Linked DNA regions of Homo sapiens: region 1 is linked to region 2. Evidence: chromatin loops called from intact Hi-C (ENCODE). Cell type or tissue: PC-9. All regions are shown on one strand. Each heading gives the region's core, and the rest is flanking DNA. Links, peaks and the distances in the headings are about the cores only. Region 1 has its middle 230 kb from the start of LINC00460. Region 2 overlaps LOC107984626 (a long non-coding RNA gene).

Region 1 (11,577 bases), core at 5,737-8,236, 200 kb before region 2:
CACTAAATACCTGAGGTATTTTGTTTTATTCCCAGGCACTAATTTAATGCTACCTTTGAATGTTCAAAAAAAATTTGCTGGTTATGTATTTGATGTTTACCTACTCATATGTGAAAATAAATACTTGAGATTACATTTGTGAGCTACTGTTTGAACTGGGTTTTTCTGCAGGAAAACCTGCTCAACCGGTTTTACCAAATCCCTAGAAGAATGTTTTCTGATACAAAGAATGGATTGTTACACAGGACAAGATAGGTAATTATGAGATCATGAATAAGTTTGTCTTTCATTGTGAAAGTACATAAAATAGGAATAGAATGTGTGATTACTGATTACAGAAGTTCTTTTACTATGGAACTTATAAGAAAAAAAAAGGAAGTTACCTAAGAGGGCATTCAAAAAATGCTCAGCTTGTTGTAACCCAAGCTAATGAAAACAAGGAAATTTATAGTTAAGGCTGACTTCCAATACCTAGGCACCACAGGGTGTCTTTTAAACCACTTCCTTCATGTGGCCCTTTGAGTCCATGGATGGGAGGTCGGCTTAAACTGTGAATTTCTTTATTATTAGTTTCTAACACAACCTTAAAGTACTTTGAGTGTACTCTGAGACTTTCTGGTTAGTGCGTTTAACTTCCTCTCTTTAACAACATTGGTATCACCTTGATGGGCTAAGCTACCACAACTGAGATTCAATGATTGCCAAATGGAGATATTGCTCTAGTTTTAGTTCCAAGCCTGGTGGGTTTTCCTTCACTATGCAACACCACTGATCACCATGCATGGGGTTTTTCAGAAGTGACATCTTCATAAAATTTTTTTCCTGATATTAACTAACACACAATTTATTTCATAATGTTAACAAAACTTTTGGAAGGCTTTCAATATCCTTATTGTTTCAAAAACAAGTTCAAGAAAGATACCTTCTGTGTAAAATTACTGCTATGATTTACAAGAAAAGATCTTCTGCAGTCTTCTTTGTTAAGTTGAGAGGGTGAGATTCCATTGGTGACAGGGAGGAAACAACAAGGCTCCCCTTTCTCATTACTGTCCATTTGAAACCTCTCTCTACAGACTTTGATCCTTAGGTGGCTGCTCAAATAGGTCACATGGTGTTTCTGGTTAGATAAGGGAAGTCCTCCAGTCATTTTTAATAGTCCAGTTTCAGCAATTTTATTGTCCAACCAACGCAACTGTCAGAATCCTAAACTTAACTTGGAGTTCTTGTTTCCCTCCTTCTCCCTCCCACCCCTTGGGCCTGCTTTGTGGAGACCTACAGTGTATTGGAGCTGGGAAACCAATACCACCAAACTGTGGTCTTCATACATGCTGAACTGACAAAGAAGCCTCAAGGTCTCTCTGACCTTCCTCCATCCCCAACTATCTCTCCCAAAGCATAGGATGAAGTCATTCTCTGAAGCTCCCTTATCTGACTAAAGTCCAGACCTACCAAAGAAGAAAAAATTACCTCTGGTCCTCTCCATAAGTTTTCATTAACTGAACTAATTTCACAGGAAAGAGGACTAAAGTCTCTCAAACTTGAACAGACTTGTGTCACAAACCATTGTTCACTCTGTGGGCCCAACAGACTTTGATTCAGACCATCATAGGTTCTTCAAACTCATTGAATTCTCCCTAGGAATTATGTATTGCCCCTCAACAGAATTCCTCTTCTCCCCTCTCCTATAACCTGTTTTGCCAAGATCCAAGCCCCCATTCATTCTGTAACTTCAAGATGGTTTATAAGCTTCTGCACCCCAATGGGAGGTGGCTTCTTCATTCTGAATGCCCCTGTCACCCAAAACTATGATCAAATAAATTTCTGTGGCTCTTCTCCCATTAATCTGTCCTTGATGAGTTGATTTTCTAGCAAACCTCCTGAGGGTGAAAGGGGAACTTTCCATTTGCCTCTTATAAGTGGAAGCTTCTTCCTTTCAAAAACTTCTCCTTTTCTCACTTTACCCTGTCCCCACTAGGCGGCCTTCTGGCTCTTCCTGGATTGGAGTGGGCTTGGGGAAGAAGGAGAGGGGAGTGGACAGAAAACCTCTATGTTCTCTGGACTTTGCTCTCTGAACTTTGGGGCTCTTCCAGGATAACTCTTTTTGTCTTCGGATGCATTTGTGAGTTCTCTGGAGACACCACCTCAATGCATGTGTCCCATTATGTTCCTTTAATGAGGTCAACATTCTTTCTCTGGCTGCCACTTAACATACCACTCAGGTTCTGTATCAGTGACACCCCTCCAAGCTCTTTCTGCTCTTTCTGCTATCAGTAAGTGTGTGCTTCCAGATGGGGTCACTGTGACAATGACCTTCCAGCTGGTGCCTTCCCCAGGGCTCACCTCTGTTATTCTAGCTCCCCATGTAGCTATGGCCTTCAATGGGACAGGCTGCATGATTTGTAAGGCCCACTGCAAAATAAAAATGCAGGGCCTCTTGTTCAAACACTATTAAGAATTTCTAGGTGGTGACAAGAGACCATTAAACCAGGTGTGGCCCTTCTGGGTGTGGAGCAGTGTGTGACTGCACAGTCTCAGGCCTAGCTCTTCATGCTGTGACTGGTAGGGCTTCAACACCACTCCACAATGTCTCCTAAGACCTAAGTAGCTCCTTTGGAGCCCTGTTCAGTAAGCAGAGAGCCAGGAGAAACCCCCATGCCCTCTCTTTGGATTGAGGAGGCAAATGGTAAGTACTAACTTTCCTTAAGAAGAATGTGTTGAGCATACCAGCATCACTCTTTGCTACTGTAGGAGAGAAACAGTATTTTTCTCACCCATCTCAAGGTTCATGACTGAGGCCTTTACAATAAAATACAGATTAATAAGGGAAAAGCATAACACATTGATTTAATATAAATTTTACATGTGTGGCAGCCTTCAGAAATGAAGACTCCAAAGAAACAGGGCAACCTGTGTTTGTTTCTGCTTAGGTTGGAGGAAGAGGACAGAGTCGTGCAGAAGTAGGATTAGACAGAGGGGGATATGAGCTACCTGTAATAAACTGGGGGAGCTTAGCAAGGCCTGTTTGTTTAGAATCTTTGTATTAGTCCATTCTAGCACTGCTATTAAAAAACAAATAAACAAAAAACCCTGAGACTGGGTAAATGTGTAAAGAAAAGAGGTTTAATTGGCTCATGGTTCTGCAGGCCGTACAGGAAGCATACTGGCTTCTGCTATGCAGAGGCCTCAGGAAACTTAAAATCATGGCAGAAGGTGAAGGGGACGCATGCACATCTTATATGGCCAGGGCACAAGGAAGAGAGAGAAGAGGCAGGTGCTACATGCTTTTAAATGACTAGATCTCATTAGAACTTAATATTGCAACCAAGGGGGGTGGTGCAGAACCATTAGAAATGACCCCTGTGATGCAATCACCTCCCACCAGCCCCCACCTCTAGCATTGGGGATTACAATTTGAAGTAAGATTTGGGTGGGGACACAGACCCAAACCCTCAGTCTCCTTGGCATCTCCGTGTCTTCATTCCTTTCCTCCAAGTGTAGACAGGAGAGGACCCCAATGGAATAAGGGTCTTATGGGCAATGCTTCAGGAACAAAGGTCGAGGAGAAGGTGGGCTTCCTGTTTGTGCTGTTTCCTCATATGACAAGGTGCCCTATTTGGGAATAGCATGTCCTAAACCTTGTCACTACCTTCAAGGTGAGCCTTGAATCAGAGGTTGTCAAAAATCTTCTAAGCACTTGCCTAGTCTACACAGCCAGAGCTGTCTTCTAGCAGCTGCACCCAGATTCCTCTCCGGGAATCCCCCAGTGCACCACCCCCAGGCCACTTCCCTCCAGTGGCCATCCACCTGGCTCCCTATGGAGCATGCAGCCCAGCCCCCAAGCCCCAGCTCCAGCATGCTGCCTTCCACGACAGGGGCACTACAGGCTGTGGGAGCTTTGAGAGGGAGTACCAGGAAGGGGACCCTTGTTCTCTTCCCACTGAGAAAAAGCAATTATGTGACCTGCTTTAGAATCTAGATGCCACCATGTTGTGACTACAGAAGTGAAATCAAGGCCTAGAAGTAGGAAAAAAAGGCTGAAAGCTGATGATCTCTTCCGATCCGCTGCACCCAGACCACACAGCTCACAGTCAAACGAGTCAGAGGATCCCCTTTTTGCTTAAGCCAGTTTGAATTAGGTTTCCTTTAATTTACAGAAAGGATCTTAACTATTACATTTATCAATACTACCCTTTTGTATTTCATCATTTCTGTTTTATTCCTAAGTGATAATAACTGTAAATATGAACTTTAAAATATATTAAAATACCATGAGCCTGGGTGACATGGAGAAACCGTGTCTCTACAAAAAAAAAAAAAAATACAAAAGTTAGTCGGGCATGGTGGCATGCACCTGTAGATCCAGCTACTCAAGAGGCTGAGGCGGGTGGATTGATTTGATTATGATCATGTCCCTGCACTCCAGCCTGGGTGACAAAAGGAGACCCTGTCTCAAAAAAAAAAAAAAAAAAAAAAAAAAAGTCACGTATTTTTACCATTATCCCATCTATATCTTCCCAATGTTTTGTTATTGTTCCAGGCCAGGTGACCACACTGCTTTTTCATACACAGGCGAAAGGAAACCAACATTACATACATAACTACAACACAAGGGCACATATTGGAAGCATGACATTTTGGAGGCAATGGTAACAAAATGTCTAAGGTCCTTGAGCCCCTCAGAGACCTATTCTAGAAAATACCAATTTATTAATGTGAACAGTGATTACAATTCATTATTTGATGTTAATGAACAAAATAGAATGTCATCATGTATATAACATTTAATGTTTTCGTAGAACTTTAATAATATATATAACTTTTCTAAAAGAATGGTATTTAATGTCTCTTGAATTGTAGCTATGTCATTAATAACTGTCATTTTGAAGTAAGCAAAAGATAAAGGACATAGAGAAAAAATTATTAGCAAAAGCAACAAAAAGAACATTTGAAAGCTTGACCTTCTATTTCCTCCAAATCAGTGTAACTCATAATGAATGTTAAGGGAAAACTGTAATATATTTTCTTCCATATTTTCTATCTGTCAAAGACACTGATACCTATTTTTCCTCATCAACATGAACAGTTCACTGAATGACAGCAAATCAAGCCTTATACATATAACCGAAAAGCAAGGGAAAGCCTGTTCTTAGAAGAAACATGGTATAGATGGCCTTCTGTGTCTAGAAAAGCTACTGCCTTTACTATTTCTAACCACGGGCTGACATTGTTATTTTAAAGACAAAACTGGAGGAGACCACAGTGGTGGGGATAATATTTTCAACGTTCTGCAGCTGCATTCATAAAGTGAACTCTCTTTGAAGTATAAAATTAATAGTTGAATGACACACCTCAAAGAGTGCCCCCAAAAGGTGACCAGAGCCTAACTCTGCAATTTTAAAATGTGAACATTTCCAGAGATGGGAACCCATGGGTGCTGATAGCATCCCCATCTGGGGCCTATTTCTCCTGCCATCCATCTACACGTAGTCTTCTTTGAAGTCAAAAAAACCTCTGAGGGAAATTGTTCCAGGATAATAGGTTGGAGGTACTCTTGGCAAATTGCTCCAAAAATAAACAAACACAAACAAAAGACTGTGAATCACAACTGTATTGTAACTTAAATGCAGCATTTTCCCCATGGAAACCCTGAAAGACTCTCTACAGATAGATATAAATGATAGATATACACATGCAGAAAGAAAACTTGTATATATACACATACGTAGGTATATTGTCTTAACAAGAACAAGTTAATCCTCATGAATAAGGTATCAGTTTTGAAAGTATTTCTGGAAAAAAACAGAGGAAAGAATAAGTGCTATAGTTGGGTGCCGTCTGGGTGGAGTTATAAATAGTGGAATAATTTAAAGACAGTGACAGGATTAATGATCACGGGGCCTGAAGTCTCACAATTTCTTCACACCAGGCCACACATATACAAATTACCAAAAGGCTAGCTGGGTAACACATAGGTCTAAGTGGGTTACTCCTCTGGTTAAATCTGTAAGTTAGCTCCCCACAGCCTACAGAACAGAGGTAGAGGTATTTGGCATGGCATACAGCATCTATTTGAGGCCAGGCATAGTGGCTTACACCTGTAATCCCAGTATTTTGGGAGGCGGAGGCAGGCAAATCACCTAAGGTCAGGAGTTGAAGACCAGCCTGACCAACACAGTGAAACCACATCTCTATTAAATACAAAATTAATTAGCCAGATGTGGTGGTGCACGCCTATAATCCCAGTTACCTGGGAGGTTGAGGCAGGAGAATCGCTTGAACATGAGAGGCAGAGGTTGCAATGAGCCGAGATCGTGCCATTGCACTCCAGCCTCGGCAACAGTCTCCGTCTCAAAAACAAACAAACAAACAAACAAACATCAACAAAAATCTATTCAAGATTGCACCATGCCTTTTTAAAAGAAAATTCCTTTCCTTACATATCCCACCCTGCTTTGCACAAGCATGGCACACACACACACTCACACATTCACACAGGCTCACATACGTCTCACTCCAATCAAGCAAAACAGCTTGCAGTTGGGCCTTTGCACATGCTGTTTTCTCTAGCTCAGGGGTCAGCAAACTTCTATGTAAAGGGACAAATACCAAATATTTTCGGCTATTGAAGGATAAAGGTTCTGTTTCACTACGATGTTGTTGGACATAAATGAATACACATGGCTGTGTTCCGATAAAACTTTATTTATGGATGCTGAACTCCAAATTTCATATAATTTTCATGTGTCATGAAATACTTTTCTCCCTCTCGCCACCATTTAAATATATAAGACCATATTTAGATCCCATGTCACACAAAAACAGGCAGCAGCAGCGGGCCTGTTTGGGCCCACAGGTCACACTTTGCCACCCTGCTTCAGTCCTGCAGTCTTAGTTTATTTATCTCCAACATGTTCTTTAAAGCAGTCTTGGGAGCCTTCCATGCCCAAGCATAGTGTTGTCAAAGCCTCTTTAATACAGCTCTCTCAAATCATTTGTTTCAATATTTTAAATATGTTGTACTATCTTTCCTCCCAACCAGGCTCTGAGTTCTTTATCAGCAGGAAAAGCCTTTTGTAACTGTGTATCCCATCAAGCTCTCAACATGTGGCAAATAAATAAATAATCACGGAAAGTGAGAGGATAGTAATTTCTATACTCCTTCTTTCTCTTCTTCTGAAAAATATTTCTTATGAGTCATTCCTCTATGGATAAAAGGCATTCGGTACAGTGGTGCAGGGAGACAGTCTACTTGGCAAATCCAAGCCCTGTCAATGTCAAGTTCCAGGTTCTTTGTCAGTGATAATTGCTCATGTACCCTGGTTCAGGGTGTGGCTGATGGTATTCATCCCACAAACATTCTGTGGCTGCTGGGTATCAGGACTGCAGCTGGGAATGGGACAAAGAGCTTCCTTGCCCTCAGGAATGTACAGAGTGGTCAGGAAGAAAGCTTTCAAAAGTCAGTCTGAGGAGAGAGTGAAAAGAAAGAGCCACAGGAGCACAGAGCAGAGGAAGCCGTTCTGTGGGAGAGAAAGAGGTTAGGAAAGGATCCCTAGGGGGTAGTCTGCACACCAAGACCCAAAGGTAAACTGGAGTTGGCTAGGTAACAGAGAGAGAGAGAGAGAGAGGATAATGATATGGTTTGGCTCTGTGTCCCCACTGAAATCTCATCTCTAATTGTAATCCCCACATGTCAAGGGAGGGAGGTGATTGGATCATGGGGGCAGTTTCCCCCATGCTGTTCTCATGATAGTGAGGGAGATCTCACAAGATTTGATGGTTTTATAAGGGGCTTTTCCCCCTTAGCTTACACCTTTCTCTTGCCTGCTGCCTTGTAAGACATGCCTACTTCCCCTTCCACCATGATTGTAAGTTTCCTGAGGCCTCTACAGCCATGCAGAACTGTGAGTCAATTAAATCTCCTCTCTTTATAAATTACCCAGTCTCAGAAATGTCTTTATAACAGTGAAAACGGACTAAGACAGGTGTCTAAGCAGAAGGAACAGCTTGGACAAAGGCTCAGAGGTAGTAGAGCCAGAGAGGAAGAAGGTTGCTCAGCCACTCCCTTTAGCAGTGTTTGCATTGGGCCACATAAAAGGTGTTCTCAGGGAACTAGCTGCTGTCTGGCCTGAGTAAACCTTCATCACCTGCAAATGGAGAGCAGTGAGTTAAATACTGTGTATGGTCGTTCGTGAATACATTTTTTCTAGATGCTGCCCTTATTATTTCAGGACCCTTAGTGCTTTTTGTTTAATGAGATGTTCTGTGGGTTTGAACCCTTGTAGTCTTTCATTTGTGTTTCCTTCTCCCTCCCTTAGTTTACTGAGCACCTTAAGGGATGAGTTTGTTTGTTTTTTTTGTAGAACTTATTTGACTTTACATACCTATAAGATTTCATTCTTTCAAGAAATATCTACTACGCATCTTTTGTATTCCTGCACTGTTCTAGGTGCCTGGGATACATCAGAATAAAACAGACAATGATCCCTGCACTGGAGAATCTTTCACGGGAAAGAAGGACTGAGATAAAGTCAACAACACTCACAAAATAATAAATGAGCTAATGATATACTAGACGGTTGTGAGGAAAAAAGAATGTAAGGCAAGGTAGTGGAGAATGTGAGGCTGAGGGGTGCAATTTAAAGAGGAATTTAGGAAAGTCTTCATGGTGAAAGACACTTTGAGCATAGACGATGAAAGGGAGGGAATTGGCCATAGGAATATTTCCAGGAAGAGGGAGTAGTCAATGCAAAAGGCATTGGGCAGGAACAGGTATCATTCTATCATTCTGAAAACTTCAGGTAAGACCATGTGGAAAAGTAGTGAGGAGTTGCAGGAAGTGAGACCAGGCACAGGCTGTGGAGAGTCGGATCCTGAAGTGTCCTGGGGAATCCTGTACCCACTGTGGCTTTTATTACCGTCTCCAAAGAAGAGCCATTGCAAGGGTTTGAACAGAGGCATGACATCATAACCCCACCTGTGTGTTGGAGGAATAATTTTGGCTGTGGGTTGCAATGAGATGGTAGGAACAAGAGCAGATCTCGGGAGGTGGCGAGGAGTCCCTTGTAGCAATCCAGGTGAAGCATTGTGGGGGCTCAGACTGGGGCAGGAGAAGGACAGGTGCTGAGAAGCGTTTCTGGAGAGCTGCGGAAGCAAAGCCAGCGGTGCCTCCTCATTGGTTGAATGCAGCATGCGAGGGAAAGAGAAGAAAGAGTCAAGGATGAATCTAATTTTTTGCCCGGAGCAACTGGAAGGTCAGAGTCAGCACTGACAAAGATGAGGGAGTCTGCAGGGGAGCACATTTTGGAAACAGAGCAGAAGTTGGATTTGCTAAGAATTCATTGTCTCTTAGACTTTTATGTAGAGATATCGGAGGCAGCTGAATATGAGTCTGTAATTCCAAAGTGAGTTCTGAGCTGGGGATATAAACTTGGGAGTCCTCTGCATATAAACAGCAAGCAGTGCCAAGAGATGGGCTGTGGCCACAGAGGGGATAAATGAAGACAGAAGAGAAGAGCATCCTGAGAACTGAGTTCTGAGTCTCTGACATTAAGAGTGACTTACTGTCATTGTTGCTGAACTGATCCACTGGGTAACTCAGGTAAAAAAAATTCAACAGTTCAAGTAATACATTAGATATGTATGTCATTGCCTTTTTGATATTACCATAAATGATATTACGTATTATTGAGAATATGTTTTGGCTCATGCTACACTGGCAAAAATCAAAACAACCATCTTTCAGCAATGACTGTATACAAAGTAGAAATCACACACATCTATTTCAAAAATACATATATATTTCAAAATAGTGCAGAAAACGCTACTGAGTTACTCCATCTCTAAACTATAGCCTAACACAACAAGAACAAAATACCTAGGTACAAAAACAAAGGCTGAGTCAGACAAGCACTAACCTGCTGAAAATGATTTGCATTTGATGAACTCCAAAAGCTGAAGACTAGGAAGAGATCAAAATTCTTGAAGAACTTTGTCTCACTATAAAAATAGATCATACAGGAATCCTAACCTTCATAGCATCAGAAAAAGAAATTATGTAAAACTATTTGCAGGAAACATTTTCCATGCTCAAATAAGTAAGGCCCGATAGCAATGTGACAACACACACAAACACAACCCACTGCCAAAATGTGAGTATTTCAACCCATTATAAAGAGGGGGCACAATTCCAGGGCAGCAGAGAGCACTGGCTGCCTGGAGCCCAGGCTCAGCTCACCCTCTCCTAGATCAACTTCCTTCTCCTCTGGAAAGAACACTGCCCTTTCCACTAATGCACACTGCAGGATGAAAGGGCGAAAGAGGAAGAGAAAAGCTTGAATGTGAGTTCTCTATGCACTTAGAGAAAATTGCATGGTACTTCAGCAGAAATCTTTGAGCAGTACTCAAAGATATAAAAGCAGTATGTCCTGCTAGAATCCTAAACCTTTCAAATGAAAGTTGCCTTACTTTTTTTTTTCTTTTCTTTCCTTTTTTTTTTTCTTTTAAAGTATAACCCTGCAATTTACTGGAGCTGAAGGCCCTTTTTTTTTTCTGACATGGCAGATTACTTTTTTTTTTTTTTTGTAGTGGGATCGAGTGTTGTTGTTAGTTAGAATAAAGGCCTAGACACAAATTCTCAGGCTCCGTTCCTAGTTCTGACCATAGTAATGGGGAAACATCATGTCTTGGAGCAAATAAATAAACGCACATAAATGCATCAGTTCCACTTAAACCCTGTAGGAATGCTGCTATCTCTTGGGAGATACCATAACGACAATGCATACAAGGCCAGTTGTGATTTCCAAAATTCAAAGAAATACAATAGAAGTTGTAAGGGAAATGCCCCGAATGGGAGAAACTGTGTTCACTCTGGGAGTAATTGCTTAAACAACATTTATTTAATCAGCTCCATGACCACTCATAAGCTACAGTATCCTTCAGAATAAATTCCAAAGCTCCATATTGTATTACTACTTTCACTTCAATTTTGGAAAAAGAGGTATACCAGTAGATTTTAAGATGCATCCTTATTCAAATGAAATACAATATTATCCAAAAAATTCCTTGAATCAGTTGCTAATTAACTTGTCTACTTGATAATTTACTTTTGAGTAACAACCGCATACTCCTCTCTGCTTATACTTTTTTACAAATACTATTTTATTGTGTAACTGGTGCACACGTATCATAACATATGCACCAACAAAACGAGTACTTGCTGGAATTTTTCCCATCCAAGTACTAACGAGGCCCGACCCTGCTTAGCTTGTGAGATCAGATGAGATTGGGCACGTTCAGGGTGGTTTGGTGGTAGACACATGTCGGGGTTTCTATTTCAATCAGAAGACAGAAAAATAAGACAGGGAGCATGGGAAATCACCTCCAAAATGGAAAAGGATTCTCCTAGGGTGTCTTACTCATTGTCAATTTCAGGAAATTCCCCAAGGGATATTCCTGAATGTTGAGTCCGTCTAGCTTAAAATGACTCAAGTCATGTAGCAGTTCTCCCAGAATTCTGTTTCATAGACTATTTCTCATGTTCACTGGAATCACAAGAACTGTTTTTTCTTTAAGATATGA
Region 2 (11,577 bases), core at 5,376-7,875:
TAAAAGACACCAAGAGCTACCAATGGTCCAGTGCCAAAACAACAGGAAGAGTAGGGCCTGGGACAGGACCAGTAACCATGCGCCAAGCCACAGAGCTACATCTTTAATCCTGAATCCAATGTGTGACTATTGAAAAATTCTGTGCAAAGAAATGGCATGAAGAAATGTTAAAGGAAGAACATCTTTCTGGAAGTAGGTATATTTGGAATGGTAGAATGTGATACAGGAATAAGATAATAAAACAAAAGGTAGCAGTAGCTGGGAGTGAGGAGAAAAGGTTCAAAAGCCAGAGAGGAATGTGTCCCAGAAAAAAACTATTATAAGAACACAGTTATGATGAGCCTTATGACTAGTAAATTATTTTCTACGTTTTAGTGGTACAGTGACCATCTGGAGAGCAAGAAACACCTTTTTGTCTTCTTTCTCCAGCATCAGTGCAAAGCTTTCCATAAATGTTTTCAGGACAAATGAATAAACTAATCTGATCACAGATTCGTATTTTTATGTACTTTTTTAAGTTCAGAGACACTATTATTTATAATTCTAGAACTTTCTCATATACAGTTTCTGGGGAAAAGATATACCCAATCTAATGTTAGTTATATCTTTTCTCAAATGTTGCTCAAATATGTTGAATATAAAATTACAACAAAATAATAAATTAGCATGACTCAAGAATAAAGCCATTGGGTTCTGTCATGTCTTTCGAAAACAGTCTCATGATTGTATTGTTTCCCTGAGAAATAGTCTTACTTCCCTAGTTAACAAGAAAATACACACACCTTAGAGAGAGCAAAGAGCAGGAGAAAAGAAAAAGAGAAAAAACTTTTTTAGGAATTATAATTTCAGACTAAAAATTAATGAACGCTAACATTCCCATCCTTTTCATTGAATTTCCTTTCATCTCTACTAATATTGAATATCATTTTAAAAAATGAAGCTTCAATAGATCACAGGGTCTGGATTTAAAACCCAGTTTTGAGTTAATTAGGTGGTCTTGGTTACTCCCTTAGGCTCAGTTTTCCTGACTGTAAAATGGGAGTGTACTGGACATAAGTTATACCTGACTCCAAGTATTCTCAGCCTCACCTCTTACTCCAGCCATGGCTGAAGAGAACAGTTAGGCCCAGCTCTCATCAGCTCTAAAGAGGGACAGGCAACAGCATCTCATTCCAGGCCTGTGCCAAGGGGTCTCCAGCTCCTCGGTGTGGTGCCCATGGGAACACAGACAGGTTCAAAGGGGATGAGTGGGGCCGTTAGCATCCCTTCGCCTCACCTGACAGGAGTGTACAAGGCTATAGATGAACATTTCTCCTACGTCCAGCCTCGGAGACAGTTCCTGGATCTATTTCTGAAGCCTTTTCAAAAGCCCCTTGTCCAGAGTGGACAACTTCAAAATGCACCCTCGCGCTGGCTTTCCCTCCGCCCCTGTTTCACTTCCAATCCTTTTCTCTCTCTCTGATGATTTGCCACAGGCTTTGCTTTTGAACTCATCTGAGCTAAGGCAGGCAATAAGAACGCTGCTAGCCCCACAGGGTAGGAAAGGGATAAAATGAGATGATTTATGTAAATAGAGTGCTTAGGATTTGAGAGGCGTTGCACTACGCTTTGCATAACCTAACACTTTAAGCCCTGTGCGGTCGGTACTACTCTCTTTGTTACAGAGAAGAAAACTGAGGCACAGAGAGGGAAGGCACATTGGACAGGATCACACAGCTAACAAGTGACCTCTGAGCCACACTGCATCCTATACTGTCAACCACTAAAGCACACAGTAGGTGCCTTAACCTTTTTAAGGTGCTATTTCAAACTTAACATTGGCTTTGAAGGTTGGGAAACTATAAGGGACAAGGAGGAATAAAGTGCAGTCGGCATCATAAATCTGCCTCTGTGATCAGCTGTTATTCAAGTTGGCTTTGATCTCTAAAAGATGAGACGTAAAGATGGGCTATGTTCTGTACGTACACACAGGGAGAACCCCACTGGCATGTAAAAATCGTAGAAGACGAAATTGATTTAGATGCTAAGTTTTCCTGCTTAAATTCCACTTATCCTATTGACTTTAAACATAGCCTTTTGCTTTAAATGTAGATTTTTCCCATTATCTATTCCCTCAGGGCAATTCTTGTTAACAGATATCTATCTAGCTCTTGCATACTGAAGCTTGATGTCCAAAATCCCCTTATCAAATGAGATTACAGTCTTTTTTTTCCAATTTAAAGGCAACCTGATATCCAGGTACAAGAAATAAAGATAGAGCCAGGCAACCAAAACTCGTGGCCACAGATCCTCACTGTGTAAGCAAGATACTGTTCTGACGTGAATGAAGATAAGAAAAGCTTCTGAGGTGGGAGGACTGCAGCCCCACCAGCCTTCCCTTCGGAAACTCTCAGCCCAGTGATCACTCAGGAGCCCCAAGTACCTACAACTGGCTGTTAACAAACCCCAGGAGGAAGAAAAAGAGGGGTTGGGAGTGAATCCATTTTAATATCAGTCTTCTTTCAGTTTCAGAATCAAAACATCAAGCTGTCACTTTAGAATGAACAGGATTTGTGAAGCTGAGCTCAGGAGTTTGCCGAATCTCAGACCACGCTCAGGTCTAGCCAGGGCTGGCAGACACACATTTACTTTCTGGGATCTGTATGAGCTCTAATTTAAGAAAAAAAAAAAAAGTTACATTAAAAAAGAAATACATTGCATTTCCTCTTAAGAGAAGCCAATCAGAATAACAAAAATTTGATTTCATCATAGGCCTTTAAAGTTATCACCCAAGACCATAAAAATTTAACACTGGGTAAAGAAAAACAGAGACTCACGGAGGATATGTAGTCAGCGTTGAGTTTATAGGAGTTCTCAAGTAAAAATGCTGCTTTTGATGTGTAAAAGGAGATGTCCTATAAAATAGTTGGCATTCAGAGTCAAGGAAAATAGCAAGGGTTTTTGTAACTATAAATAAGGCTTATTTTATTTTTTAGAAGGCTGGTTGGTCTCATACATCTTGTGGATACAACAGACTATTTTGGCCTTTCCTGGCCACCTCCCAGCCCTGACTTCAGAAGAAGCTTGAAGACACTGGGAAATTTCTGAGCAACGTACTGAGCCATACAAATCCAACCACCAATCTCAATAAAAGGGCTGTTTCTTAAAGACCGTACCACTCCTTAAAAACTGCACCAATTTTATTGAGGTAAAAAAATCCTCTAAGTATTATAGGAATAGCTAAGAATGCAAATTAATCCACCTGAGTGAAGAACTACTGCCCTGTCAGCAGGAAAAGCAATTTTCTAAATAAAGCCCAGTGAATCTGGTCATGACCTGGACATTACTTTTCAGTTCATTTTCATAGAAAAATGATCAAAATTTCAACTTAAATGTTATTTGCAGCTGCTATTGCTTGCCATTTCCTGAAATCTGGAATTCCACTTTTTTGGAAAAGATAATTTTTGAGGGATCATTTTTCAGAAGTTTCTGGTATATCCCCCCTTGGAAATTTCTTTGTGATACCAATAAAATACTACCAGATAACTCAGAAGTGACACCATCAATATATGTTTATCCCTGGAAGAAATATATACATCAAAGCTTAAAAATACAACTAAAAATTATCAAACATTAACAATAAATTTGATTGTAAACACATTTCAATTTACCTCAAGCTTGAGAAACATTTTGTAGAATCTATTTATGCAACAAATACATTCATAATTACCATGACTTTCATTGAAAATCTGAGAAAACCTTACAAACTCTATTTTTGTTTTACAAAATAAACCAAACCAAACCAAAATTTCTTATAATTTACTTAATTCTTTACTGATAGCTGAAAGAAGAAAGTATGTTAACTAAAACACTTCTAGTGGACCCACCTAATAATTTTCACCACATCGTTGCTATTTTCATTTAATTCATGGGGAAAATCAACTTAGAATGAAAGGTTAGTCACTTACGAGGTCTGAACTGTTCCAACATCATCAGCGTGTCATTACTTTCAGGTAAAACAATTACTTTGAACACAGGTTCTAAACCTTATTTACAATAAATGAAGGCAATGACATTTGCATTCAGCTTGCTTTCAGGTAGTTCTGTGAACAGGTCAAATGCAATAGAATGCAATGACCTTATTTTATAAAATAAGCCTAATTGATAACCAGAGACTCTGTCCTAGCCCCAACTTAAGAAGTTACTTTGTAAAATTAGTATATATACAATGATATGTTTTAAAATAATGAATTAAGTTTCACACATAAAGAGTATTGACCTTATTACTTTTGTCAAGAAAAACGGATAATTATGTGATAAAATGGATAATTTTGTCAAGAAAAATGGATAATTATGTGATAAAAATGTCACACATAAAAAGAGTAAAGACCGTATTACTTTTGTCAAGAAAAATGGATAATTATGAACCTTCTATAGAAATATCCATGATATCTGCTCCAATCAAACCACTTAAATCCACTTTGCAGTGGCATATGAAAATGAAGCCTAGCATGAACTGCAGCTCTGCACACCAGGAATGGCAACCAAGAAGCAAGCCAACAAAAATATCAAGTTGCCCAAGAATCTTAATTCTTACATCTTCTTTATAAAAGTCTTGTATTTGATTAAAAAGATTAAAATTGCAAATATTTTTTGTTTTATCTAAACTCTAGCTTTAAGAAATACTAAAAATAAGAGTAATGAAAAAACTAGTATCAAAAATATTCAGATATGGGCCAGGCACAGTGTAATCCAGTACTTTGGGAGGCTGAGGTGGGCAGATCACTTGAGGTCAGCAGTTCGAGACTAGCCTGGCCAACATGGTGAAACCCTGTCTCTGCTAAAAATACAAAAATTACCCAGGTGTGGTGGTGCATGCCTGTAGTCTCAGCTACTAGAGAGGCTTAGGCAGGAGAATCACTTGAACCTGGGAGGCGGAGTTTGCGTGAGCAGAGATCACCACTGCACTCCAGCCTGGGCGACAGAGCAAGACTCCATCTCCAGACAAACGAAAAAACAGTTCAGATCTAAATTCTGAGCTCATTTGAAAGCATAAGCTAATTATTGACTTAGGAAAGTTCATACCCAGATTTAATAAGTTGTTGTTTTATGTCTTTTGTTGAAAGGCAATTAAATCTCACATACAAGTAGTGAAAGAGTGAGCTGAAGCAAAATCAAAATTGTAAAAAATAACACAGAGTTTGATAAAAGGATGAAATAGGTCAGTTTCATTGAAACCATATTGATAGCAGATTTGGTTCAAATTTAGTTTTTTTCTTACCTAATTTTTAAAAAATGTTAATCTTCATCTTAGCAAGTCTAACATCAAATGTCTTTTGACAACTGTACAGGAGTTTGCACAATTTATTTAAAAATTCAGAAGTGGAGAATATTAACTTTATATTTAAAATGCTTAAACTTAAAAGTTGGTCAATAAATAAACAGCATAATATCAAATAAGAAATAAAAGGGTCATATTTTATTTTAATTTCAAAGTCCTTGTAGTTCCCTAGGACATGAAAAATTTTAGTCTGAATCTCAAGTATTCTTTCTAAAATTAATTATTTAAGGCTTTTCAATAATCTATAGTAGTAAAGAATCAAAGAGGAATATGGTTTTTAGTCTTTAAGAACTCTTACTCTAGAAAAAAAAATCCAGTCCCACTTCCCACAAATGCCAACACTGCAGTTGTAACAGAGCTTGTCAGGTAAAATTAATAGTGTCATTGCATTATTTTCTCATTGGAATGGGCACAAATGAGCAAAATAAGAGCCTAGAAAACAATAATAAGATAAATCTGGCACTACTGATTGATTCTGGCTTCTATTAATTTTTATGTCTCAGAGTAAGAAACAAGCGCACGTTTAGTTTCTGACAAAAATACATTTTTTATTGCTTTCTCTATTATTCATCAAATTAGAGCACCAGACTTGATATCTGTGAAAAGTTAAGCCAATCAATTTCTTGGAAATAGACAGGAGATGTTTATTTTTAAGAGCTATTTACCAAGCTAAACATTTTAAGAACTGATGATACCTTTCTTTTTGGATTATTTATTTTTGAATCATGTGAAGAATTTCAACATGTAATACTGTTAATGTCAATTAATTAAGTAATTTCAAGTAAGTCATTCTTATTTTTAAAGTTCCCTAAAGGAGTTTTATTTCCCTCTAGTAATTGTGAAATATTTGGATAAACACTTGCTGTGTGAATTTGAGTGTCTTTCTTTCACTGCCTTAACACTATATCAAGTAATTAGTCCACAGGACTAATTACAAGCATACAGATACTGTTGTTATTAAACTTGTTCACACAGATTAAAATAAGAATGGATCTTAGCGTTGTACAGTGCACAACTTACCCAAGGGTATATGGCAGACCTGTTTAGTGGTATAGGTAGTCATTTTACGATTATTTTTTTAAGCAAAATCATTATGCTATGACTAAGTCCCTTTTTGCCAGATCCATACTTTAGATAGGTTACCTATATTGTTACTGCCACAAAAGAGACCATAGGGCTCATAGCAACAGAGGCAGAATAAACGCCTCAGTGAGATTCCAAGAGCATTAGTCATTTGACAGCTTCTTCTTGTTCACAAAAAAGCAAGGGCAAGCTCAATCTTTCTGATGAACTGAAGGACAGGCGCAGACAAAAGGCTGATACTAGAGTCTGATATTTAAGAACAAATGACAACTCTTAAAATGTGCTCTAGCTCTGAAATGCACAAGAAAATATGAAAGTCATTTTCAAAGCCCATTCCTTGATGTTTCTTTTAAAAAAGAAACATCATCTCTGGAGCTTTTGATTAAAGAAGGGTGTAATCACTCTTTTTAATTCACTCTGATTTCACCTCAAAAGGGACGCTCAAGTTCTCTTTATCCCAGTTTGGCTCTTACTTCAAACCAAAGATTTTTTTAAAAAGTTATCACAGTTTGAAGGCTCTTCCCAAATGCTTGGAACTTCGGGGATATTTACACATACTAAACTATACTTTTTAAAAAAGAAATTGATGGTCCTTATCTGCCAGAGACTAAGTCAGAAGCATTTTAGTTTAAATACTGTAGCATAGATCATGGGACATAACCCAGGCATGGAATATATATACTTCAAAACTATCCCTGCTGTTTCTCTGCATTCGCTAATATCTCTACGGCAAACATGCCATGCTTTCTAAAATAATAAGGAAAATTGCCTTTATTTTTTTTTAAAAGAATATGTCATATATTGTGCTTGAAGATTAAAATCTGAGAATCAGCACCATTTCAGGTCCAAAGATGAGAGATCCTGCTTCCTACGGTGTAACTACAAGAAGAAGAAGAAAAAAAAATACCTCAGAAACCATTGTGTTAATTGATAAGTGCACGGCTCAATAAAAGAATGGGAAAGGGTTGAGAAGCAGGGGCAGCCAGGGCAGTTAACACTCAAAAGCTGGTGAGCCTGTCCAACTAATCTGCCTCGTTTGTTTTCACAGCTTTGCCCGGAACATTTGCAGGGATGGCCCGACACTCCCCGCAGAGCCTGAGAGCGAGTGGCGAGCCAAGATACCAGCGGCACAATGTTTCACCTGCGCTGCCAGATACTCAGACAGAGAAAACACACGACAGTTTGTCAAAACAGCCATCAGCGCGGCGCGCTCGTTTTTTCCCGCAGCCCCCGGTCCTGGCTGCCAATGTACACGGCCAGGTTTATCTAAGGGCTGGAGAGCTCCTCTCTTAAATTCCCGGCGAGGTGGGGATGATGTGGCACAGGAAGGGACCGGGAGCGCTCCCCGGGGAGCCCAGGCGCTACCTGGAAAGGGTTTGCTAGACCCATTAACCCAGGTTCCCACAGCCTTCAGTCTTAGTCAGCACCTGCACGGTGAAATGACTCAGACACAAGGAAACCATCAGGATCAAGAGGGGCTCTGAGCTTCACGGGGAAGCTGGGCTTTTTAACCCCCTTTCCCCCACCATTGCCTGACTCATATGATTTAAAAAAAAAAAAATACAGCGTGCAATAAAACCTGAGGCAGAATCGGTCTGCCTTTGTCTTCCCTTTGTTATCGTGCAAAGCAAGCATCAGGGTTGCCTTTGTTGGCTTTCCAATTCGTTGCCAGCAGAAGCCCATGTGATAAGAACTTTTTGATTAAGCTCTAAATCTTTGGCACATATCTGCAATGCCTAATTATGAAAGATCTAATAATATGTTCCTTGTGTTTCTCTGACAACCACATGCATCTCCATTCAGCATCCCTGACGCTATTGGAAGTAGAGAAAGATACTGACACTACAAATGATTGCACAGAGAGGAGGGGGCATTCCTTAAACCTACACAGAACGGAGGCTGATGTCTTCATTAGACACATACCTAGCAGAAGACAAAACAGATTATACACAAAAACAGTTCGTTTAAAGTCAATTTTTGTCAGGAAAAAAAAATTGTGTTGCTTGGCAATTAAAACAAGTAGAATAAGATACTTTTTAATTAACATCTTCAAGTGGTAGAGGATGTTCAAATGTTGCTACTGTAGAACTTTCTGCCTCATCCTCTGTCTTTTTTAGATTATATATTTCTAAAAATACATTAGGTGACAGTTTAACAGGCAGGAGAAAGTATATTGGTTTTCTATACATATGGAAATGAGCTCTCTCAGGCAATAACTGGAACAATTGTGGCAAAATCTGTATCAAAGGCAGTGGAAGCTGGGCAACGCTCCCTTCCTATGATCGGTGTGTGAGCCCTGACTTAATGAGCTCCTACTAGAGGTGCTACCTTGAACAAACAGTGCTTGGTCACCTCCATGCCCCACCCTACAGGCTGCCTGAAAAGTACATAAAGGGAGGCTTCTTAGAAGTGAGATTTACCAACTACATTTGACATTTGATCAAAACGTATGCATTTGCCTCCCTGAAACAGAAGTGAAAAATACCAAAACGCTGTCACCGTACCAGGGGGTTTCAGTCTCAGCCTTCTGGGAAAACAATCAGGCAATTCTGTTCCCTGACATGCTTTAAAATATACTTTTTAGAAAATAATCATGGATTCTTACACAGAATCAATAGGGTGCCCATGAAACCATTTTAGTCACACTCTCTGATTCACAAGACTGAAAAATGGGATCAATTATGGCAAGTAAATGGGTGGAGAGGGGGTTCTCTCGCCATTGAGCTGAGACCTCCCTGGCAGCTTCTCACCTGGGAAACTCAGAGCCATCTTCACTTACATCCCAAAAGATATGCAATACGCATTATTTCTGAATTTTTAGAACAAAAGATTAAACAATAGATAGAGGAAGTCATCAGGCTCCATTTTCCAAATGTCAAAGTCATTCTGCAACTGCTTTTCCTAGCTCACCACAAACCTCATGGTTGTATCTCTTTGTCTTTTGGACTCGGATTCTTCAAGCACTCGAATCCTATGATCCTGTTGTTTCCCCTTTTCTGGCCTTTCACTGATTTAGCTCATTGAGACCTGACGATATCACATTAGTAGATTTCTTGTTATTTTTTCTGGATTGAACAAATAGTTGTATGTTATTTATATGTTGTCATCAGGCCTGAACTTTGCTTGAAAAAATTAGATGTCTCATTTTTCTCTAGATGTGTTAACTGTTTCTAGCAAAAAGCAACCTTTAAATCCAGAAAACTTTTCCCAAGTTAATGCATCACCAGAAAGTGAAAAAGTTTCCCTTTTCCCTGGTGATCACAGTCGATTAATCGCAGACTCCTGGCGTCCACTGGCCCACCCAGTGTTTGTAGGGTCCCACGTAAGCAGAGCAGAAATCACTACCGCTGATCAAGGAGAGATGAACAGCATCACTAAACAGTGTTCAGAGACTTAGCAAATCATTAGCAATCTCCTCAGCCATGCAGCTAATCTCATCACTCAAATTTCTTGGTTGTTCTGTTTTTCTCTGCCAGATAACACTTTATCAGACTGAAATGGAACTTCCCTCTGATCAGGAATAGGGCATTCAACAAACTATATACATACCTTTGATAGCTTCCTTTTTGGAAAGTGAGGGAGTTTAATTGATAAAGTACCAAAAAAATGAAACTGGAGTCCTAAAGTCTAGACACAGTTTTAGCAGCCAAATTGTAAACCAATGGGCTTAGTTTTGACAATCATGTGAAACACAAAGAACTAGAAAAATTTGCTGTCATGGTCTTTCCTTAACCAAGCATGTAAAGCAAGAAAAAAAAAAAGAAAAAAATACAAATAGAAAGTGCTTACCAGCAATCTGGAAAGCACTTTTGAAACAATGTCTAAAAAATCAAAGTGTTTATTTAAATTTACATTTATTTAAAATAAAAAATTATGCATGGAATTTTAATTCTTGTGTTTGAGTTTTGCTCATCTTAAATTAGTTCTTATTTTTAGAAGATGCATATATTATATATATTATGCATTATATATATTCATATATATATTACATGTATATTCTTTAAGATCTCCTATTTCTCTCTCTTTTTTCTAATCTCTCTTTTTAACAAAGCAAGATACAGGTTGAGTATCCCTAATTCCAAAATTTGAAATCCAAAATGCTTCAAAATTCAAAATTTTCTGAGCACCAATACTCAAAGGAAAAGCTCACTAGAATATTTTAGATTTCAGATTTTCAGAGTAGGGTTGATCAGCTAAGTATAATGTAAATATTCTAAAAGTCCAAAAATTCCAAATTCTGAAACACTTCTGATGCCTTTTGGATAAGGGATACACAACCTGTGTACATAAGAGAACTAACAGAACACTCATAAATGTTACAAGCACCTGACGACTAAAAAAGACCGAGACCAGGGCTTACAACTACACTGATGAAAAAGTCACAAAAAAATTAACAGCCACTTTGGAAGATAGTTTGGTGGTTTCTTACAAAACAAAGCATACTCTTACCGTAAGAACCAGTAATTGTGAGCCTTAGTATTGACCCAAATGAGTTGAACTTATGTCCACACAAAACCTGAACATGAATGTTTTTAACAGTTCTATTTATAATTGCCAAAAGTGGAAGCGGCCAAGATGCCATGCAGTAGCGGAATGAATAAGCAAGCTGTAGTACATCCATACAATGGAATAATATTCAACAATAAGAATAAATGAGCTGTCAAGCCATGCAAAGACATGGAGATACTTTGAATGCATATTGCTGAGCAAAAGAAGCAAATCTGAAAAGTCTACATATTGTATATGATCCCAACTACATGATATTCTGGAAAAAGCAAAAAACTATTGAGACAGTTAAAAAAAAATCATTTTCCCAGGGCTCAGAAAGATAGGATAAGGAAAGAATGGGTGAAGTAGAGGGGACTTTTTAGGAAAGTGAAACTATTCTCTATAATACTGTACTGGTAGATACATGACATTATATATTTGTCAAAACCATGGAATGTACACTGCAAAGCCACAAAGCAAGACCACTAATGTAAACCACATATTTTAGCTAATAATAATGTATCACTATTGGCTCATCAATTGTACCAAACAACACACATTAATACAAGATGTTAATAATAGGGAAAATTGGAGTTGGGGGAGTGAGGGTGAATGTGGGGACCCTGCACTTTCTACTCAACTTTTCTGTAAACCCAAAACTGCTCTATACATAAAGTCTATTAATT

The links. Hi-C counts contacts between places; a loop is a spot of excess contacts. Peaks named below come from ENCODE experiments on the same cell type or tissue, not always from the same donor. Only the 100,000 strongest peaks of a DNase experiment are listed, where the experiment ranks them.
Region 1: it touches region 2 in a loop (6-fold over the local background); 2 of 110 quality-filtered maps call a loop at or near these places.

The regions. Positions count from the first base shown.
Region 1 is chr13:106,144,178-106,155,754 of GRCh38, forward strand. It overlaps the pseudogene RNA5SP38. Among named protein-coding and RNA genes, the nearest start is that of LINC00460, 230 kb to the right of the region's middle. In PC-9, for the core only: no CTCF peak of the experiment used is centred there; DNase peaks (open chromatin) are centred at 7,284 and 8,074; H3K27ac peaks cover 2,500 bases.
Region 2 is chr13:106,341,710-106,353,286 of GRCh38, forward strand. The region is part of intron 1 of LOC107984626 (a long non-coding RNA gene); the gene reads right to left. Among named protein-coding and RNA genes, the nearest start is that of LINC00460, 29 kb to the right of the region's middle. RefSeq lists an enhancer at 7,080-7,727. In PC-9, for the core only: no CTCF peak of the experiment used is centred there; DNase peaks (open chromatin) are centred at 6,502 and 7,812; H3K4me3 peaks cover 791 bases; H3K27ac peaks cover 2,349 bases.